2 separate regions of the Mus musculus genome follow, and region 1 is linked to region 2. Evidence: chromatin contacts called from ENCODE Hi-C or POLR2A ChIA-PET data. All regions are on one chromosome and are shown on one strand. Each heading gives the region's core, a stretch centred on a gene start or an enhancer-like site at or near the end of the contact. The rest is flanking DNA. Distances are from core to core; before and after follow the strand shown. Region 1 has its middle 27 kb from the start of Gm52263. Region 2 holds the start of Hes1 (hes family bHLH transcription factor 1).

Region 1 (3,123 bases), core at 573-3,072, 150 kb after region 2:
TAGATTCCTTATTCTTCTGAGAATCCTCCTGAGCGAGGCTTGCATTTCTCTCAGGATTCTGGTATCCTTCCCACACTCCACCAGAATGGCCCATTAACCTCTGCTTTGGCATTCTAGGGCTCTGCTATTCTGAGGCTCTAAATTTTTTCACATTCCTTCTGTAAACCAGTTCTAAGAGCTTAAGAACCACAGGGTCAGGTTTATCCTGGCAAGTACCCCACAGGCCAATACCAATTTTCAGTATTAGTTACTTTCTTGTTGCTATAACAAAATACCTGCTAAGAACTGAGTTCAGGAAGAAATGTTTCTTTTGGCTTATGGTTCGAGGGCACAGTCTGTTTTGATGGGAAGGGTATATAGGCAGGAACAAAAGTCTGTCTGCTCTCGTCTAATGAACCAGGAGACAGAGAAGGAGAATCCCTCAGCACTTACCTGGCCTTCTCCTTTTTCTCTTTTTATTTAGTCCAGGGCACAGACCTATGGGACAGTGCTATGCACATTAAAGACAGGTTTTTTTCCTTCCATTAATCCCTTCTGGATGCTCTCATAGGCATCTCTGAGAATGTGGCTTACCAGTGTCCTTAATCCAATTTGGTTGTCAGTGAAGGTCCATCATACTATCCAAACCTTGACAACACCATCTTATTAACTATCGTAACTCAGTGAGTTGAGTATTAGCATTCTCCAGTCACAGATGAGAAAGCAGAGAGGTTACAAGGGACAGGCAGGCCAAGCCAACCTCCCTTTTGCTGGGTCTTTGCCTGAACTCTGCCTGAAACAGCTATTGGAAGACTCCAGGCTTCGCACAGGCATGTGCTCTGCACCTGGGGTCAGGGTGAACCAGACCTGGCTGATTGCACCTGGTGCTCTCAATACAAAGAGGGAAGATCAATAATTGTCTCTTTCTGAAATGATGTAGGTTATATCCCTGATCTTGGTATTCCCATATTCTGTGCATAAGCTTCTACTACAGTAGTGGGTGAGAACAAAAAGAAAATAAGAGAAAAAATATAAAGAGAGAAGAGAGGAGGGAGGGAAGGAAGGAAGGAAGGAAGCAAGCAAGCAAGCTTAGGTATGATGATGCCAACTTCTGTACCTAAGGTCAGACAGCTATTAGAAAGGAGAACAGGCCAAGTCATGGTGGTGCATGCCTTTGATCCCAGCACTCAGGAGGCAGAGGCAGGTGGATCTCTGTGAGTTCCAGGCCAGCTTACTCTACTGAGTGAGTTCCTAGGACAGTCATGGCTACACAGAAAACCCCTGCCTCAAAAACAAACAAGTAAGTACATAATAAATAAGTGAGTAAACAAATAACTAGAAGAGTAGGATTTGAAGGGAGGCTGCTTGGTCTTCTCTGGAGCCTTTCCATCTTGCTTCACATACCTGCGCTCAGTAATGACCACAGGACTGTCTCCCCAGGGTGGAGGAGTATGGCACCTATTCCTAGTGTGGATGAGAAGACATGCTTGTTTAGAACACGGATGCATCTATGAGCCTGCTGTTTAACTCTTCGAAAGAATGGCATTAAAGCTCACATTCAAGTAACCTCACAGAAAAAGGCTCGGTCTGGTGAAGATTTCTGACATCCCCTGTTCCAATCAGCTGCGGAGATTGGGCTGCAGCTGGGCTGATGACTCTTCTCCCACACGCATGAGTGTGTTACTAGGAATGGAGACCTGGACAGGCTTGCCGGCCCGGGCACCCCGCCGAGTCACACCCAAGTGGTGAGCGCTTGCCAGCTTCTGGGCTAAAGCTATTGCCCTGAGAGTCTGGGCAGGGCAGGCAGCTCTGTGCTGATTCTTTTGTCTCCTGGGCAACAGCCTGGAGCAGGCTGTGGTCACCCGTGGGAATGCTCCTCCTGAGTCAGCAGCGCCTGGAGTGTCCCAGGGTGTGGTTGTCTGTTCTTTGGGGCCTCTTTATTTGCAGGATGTCACTGCGCCATCATGGGTTCAGGGGTAGAGCTACAGGACAAGGGCTGTTTGGAACCCCTGTTAACTTGGGAGTTGAGGCAGGGGTGGTGGTGGGCTATAACTGCGAGTATGCTACTATAAAGCATCAGACAGCAATTGGAGGTTTTAATTCTAATCTACCCCTCTTCTGGCTAACTATATCAATGGGGATAATTTACATTCTCTTCTCAGAGCCTCAGTTTCCCCATCTAGACAATTAAATAATGCCAGGCCCGTTTATGTCAGTAAACAGACCTGTTTAATCTTCCATGCAGTGTTCGATGTTACAGTGATAAAAGGAGCCTTTTTCCCCCTCACTCTGTAGACCCGGCTGGCCCGGAACTCAGAGATTCGCCTGTTTCTGCCTTCTGAGTGCTGGGATTAAAGGTGTGCACCACCACTGCCAGGGAGCAGCTTCAGGAGCCAATTTCTTATGCAGCTACATCTTCCTAATTCCTCCAGACTGTTTGCCTTTTTTGAAGAATCTGGTTCATGGCTGCACTCTGAGATGCCAGTGGAATTCCTGAGAAGTAGGGGAATGGTAGGCTGGGCTGTGGAGGCCCAGGGATTAGGCCATCATACTGTATGTAGTTGGGGGGACCTGCTTAAGTGGGATCCTCAGTCTGTTAACCAGCATGTAATGTTGCTTCCTCGGTGCCTCTTAGCCAGACTTCCACGGAGTCTTGTAAAGCCTCCTGCGTTGGGGATGATGAGTGTCTTTGGAATACAGATTCCCTTCAGAGAGTGAAGAGCCATCCATACTGAGAACTACAGATGATGGAAAGGCTCTGAGGAAGTTATATCTCATCCCAGTCAGAATCAGAATTTCGGGGGGGGGGTCGGGGGGGAGAACAGAGGGTGGTTCTGGAGAGAGACTACAGCTGCTGGGGCTTGATTACCATCCCCTGCCCACTGTGTGTTTGCATTAGGAGCAACATAATGTTTTCAGTTGGCTTTGGGGACAAGGTGACAGGTAGCATCAGGAGTCCCTTTCCATATGTCCAAGAGTGTTACACTTCAGTCTATGTGCATGAGGACCCAGCTTTAGCGGCACTGTTGCCATATGGTGTCAGTTTGAATGACACTGGTTCCGGTTATCATAACTTCATTCTGACCATAGATATCTCCCGGACCTTAGCCAGGAGAGCAAGCGACAGGAACACAGATGACAGAA
Region 2 (3,082 bases), core at 514-3,013:
CGCGTGCTGGGGACCGGCAGGTCCTGACGGGGGCGGCGGCGGCGGCGCCTGCAAGGCGGGGTGCGCCTGCCCGGGGTAGGTCATGGCGTTGATCTGGGTCATGCAGTTGGCCAGGTGGCCCAGCAGCCGAGTGCGCACCTCGGTGTTAACGCCCTCACACGTGGACAGGAAGCGGGTCACCTCGTTCATGCACTCGCTGAAGCCGGCGCGGTATTTCCCCAACACGCTCGGGTCTGTGCTGAGCGCGGCTGCAGGCCAGAAGGAGAAAAGATGGGTCACCGAAAAGCCCTGGCCCCGGAGCCATACAGCCTCCCGCCCTGGGAGGTCCCCGCAGCGCGCCTCCGGAACCACCTGGGGTTGGGAGGGTTGGGTAGGCTAAGAACAGCCAGCTCCTTCTCCCTAGGTTGGGGACATAAGCCAGGACACTCCCTCCATCTAAACCGATCTCAGCTCCAGATCTGCCACCCCTAGTCCCGCGCGCGACCTGACCTTGGACAATGCCACCCAAGGCGCCTTCCAAACCCCACTTCCCCTCCTGCGGCAGGGGTTGGACCGGTGCTAAACCACTGACCCCTACCTTCTATCCAGCCCCAAACTTCCTCAGTCTTACGTCCTTTCGCCCTCACCGGCTTCTACCACAGCCAAGCTGCCCACCACCCTTCTCGGCTACAGCCTCTCCCTCCATTTCCGGAGCAGTAACAACTTGGGAGCTGTGGCTATAAATAAGACCCAGACCGTGGGAACGCGGAGTGAGCCAAGGCAGTAAAATGTAGCTGAATGCCTCTCACAACCGCGGGCGGAAGTCTGGAAGAAATCACCGCGGGCCGAGAGGGACACCCGCAGAGAGGGGACGCACGCGCGGTCCTTACCGGTCATCTGCGCCCGCTGCAGGTTCCGGAGGTGCTTCACAGTCATTTCCAGAATGTCTGCCTTCTCTAGCTTGGAATGCCGGGAGCTCTGCGCAGAAAAAACAAGGGATGAAAGTCAGTCCTCCTTGTCAGCTGCCTCCGAGTTCTGAAGGTCCCCGCCCGCATGTCCCACATCCCAGGGCCCGGCGGCCTCTCTCCCGCCAGTGGGAACGTAGTGCTGGCGGGGTAAGATCCACATGCAGCAGGCTAAGAGCTTAGTTCTTTGTGCCTGGGAAATGCCATTCCATTCGTAATTAAAAATAAAAAAAAGCATTGCTCACTTACATCTTTCTTAAGTGCATCCAAAATCAGTGTTTTCAGTTGGCTTAGACTTTCATTTATTCTTGCCCTTCGCCTCTTCTCCATGATAGGCTTTGATGACTGCAAAGGGGGAGAAAAGAGGTCCTGAGTTCCCACGGGATCTGCCATTTCACCCCGAGGTTTTAAGAGAAAAGTAAAAGGAGTCCCGCTGTGCACAACCCACTTAATTTCTAGACGCAGGTACTGTCTTACCTTTCTGTGCTCAGAGGCCGTCTTTGGTTTGTCCGGTGTCGTGTTGACACTGGCTGGGGTAGCAGCCACCGGGGAGGAGGAATTTTTCTCCATTATATCAGCTGGCATTTTCGTTTTTTTTTTTTTTTTCTTCTCAGTCCCCAGAGAATTTTATTTTTGGAATCCTTCACGCAAAAAAAAAATAATTTTTTTTTGCTTACGTCCTTTTACTTGACTTTCATAAGAAAAACTACTGAGCAGTTGAAGGTTTATTATGTCTTAGGGCTACTTAGTGATCGGTAGCACTATTCCAGGACCAAGGAGAGAGGTAGACAGGGGATTCCGCTGTTATCAGCACCAGCTCCAGATCCTGTGTGATCCGCAGGCCCTGGCGGCCTCTATATATATCTGGGACTGCACGCGAACGGCTCGTGTGAAACTTCCCAAACTTTCTTTCCCACAGTAACTTTCAGCCAATGGGAGGAAGAGACACGCGGCACCGCTCGTGGACTGCGCCCCCCCATTGGCCGCTAGGCACAAGGTCTGGCGGCCAATGGCGCGCGCCTGAGCCCGGGGCACCGGAGGCTACAACGTCAATCAAAAGGATTTTAACCCTTTGCTAACTCTTTCCTCTGGGCTTTGCTTAGTTTTAGTCTAGTCTATTTCTTTTGTGGCCAGGCCTTTGGTTTTTATTGTTCTTGCTGCATGCAATATAACTACTTTGTATAATAAGTTCATTTGAAAAATATTTTGAACAGATATAGGCCAAGACAAAATTTAGTGATTGAAAAAAGGAGGGAACAAGGTAAAGAGGATGTGTTACTCTAATGTCTTCCGGAATTCCCGCTCGAACTCTGTATGTTTAGGGGAGTCAAAACTGCTCATGAGGTTGGGGAGATACTAAACCCCACACGCTAAACATGCCCTTACCGTCCCCCCAAATGCCTTCACAGCCAGGGTTTTCGGAGCAAGGTGTCTTTTGGATGCTTGTCTCCCTCTAGCCCATTCATTCCTCTCTTGGAATTGCAACCTTGGACCTCACGCTTCTCCAGAAAACAATCAGAATAATTTCCTACTGGGCAGAAAGGAAATGGAATTTCAAACGAAAAAAAAAATGAACAAGGGGGGCTTTGATAGCAATGCGACAGGAGGGGCGCGCTCGTTCCTCCGCCACTCTCTCTACCTTTCTCCCCGCAGGCTCCCAGTTGGCAATACGGATAGACGGCGGGCAAGGGAGTCGGGGCTCTCCCCTCCTCACCCCGCGGGCGGCCAAGGCGGCCTCGGCGCCCCGCGCGCGAGCCCTTTAAGAGCTCCACCAGCCGAGCTGCAGTTTGACATCAGCCGGCCGGCGAGGGCGCGCCTGGAGTCGGAGCACGTGCCAGGATGTTTTATTGCCGCCGCGGCTGCGGCCGGGGCCCAGAGGATGTGTGTGTGTGCGTGCGTGTGTGAGTGTGTGTGCGCGCGCCCCGGGGGCAGGGAGGCGGGGGCCGGCGGCGGCCGGCCGGGAGGGAGCGGGGGCCGCCTCTGGTCCCCGGGAGAAGCCAAGAAGGTAAATAGCAGCTGCTGTGCTCGAGCCTGGGAAAACCCCGCCCCCTGCGCCTGGCCAGGGCTCATTGGCGCGCGCTGCGTGTGGGGTGTGTGCGTGCGTCCGTGTGTCCGGGGCCCCCTCCTCCGGCCCGGGC

What was found. Hi-C counts contacts between places; a loop is a spot of excess contacts on that map. ChIA-PET counts read pairs that join two places held with the same protein, here RNA polymerase II (POLR2A).
Region 1: a map of Patski shows a loop between it and region 2 (3-fold over the local background). The contact joins the enhancer-like site here to the promoter of Hes1 in region 2. A Hi-C loop is called at or near these places in 1 of 37 maps with a recorded cell type or tissue (Patski). POLR2A ChIA-PET finds 5 or more read pairs at or near these places in 3 of 5 experiments (Patski and embryonic stem cell).

The regions. Positions count from the first base shown.
Region 1 is chr16:29,914,175-29,917,297 of GRCm38, reverse strand. No RefSeq gene overlaps it. Among named protein-coding and RNA genes, the nearest start is that of Gm52263, 27 kb to the right of the region's middle. Within about 2 kb of position 1,822, at least 1 of the 3 ENCODE cell types and tissues checked has a DNase peak (open chromatin) inside an H3K27ac peak, as active enhancers do.
Region 2 is chr16:30,064,038-30,067,119 of GRCm38, reverse strand. It overlaps Hes1 (hes family bHLH transcription factor 1), which reads right to left and starts at 1,763. Exons shown (of 4, transcript NM_008235.2): 1 at 1,422-1,763; 2 at 1,194-1,289; 3 at 870-957; 4 at 1-248. The coding sequence starts at 1,529.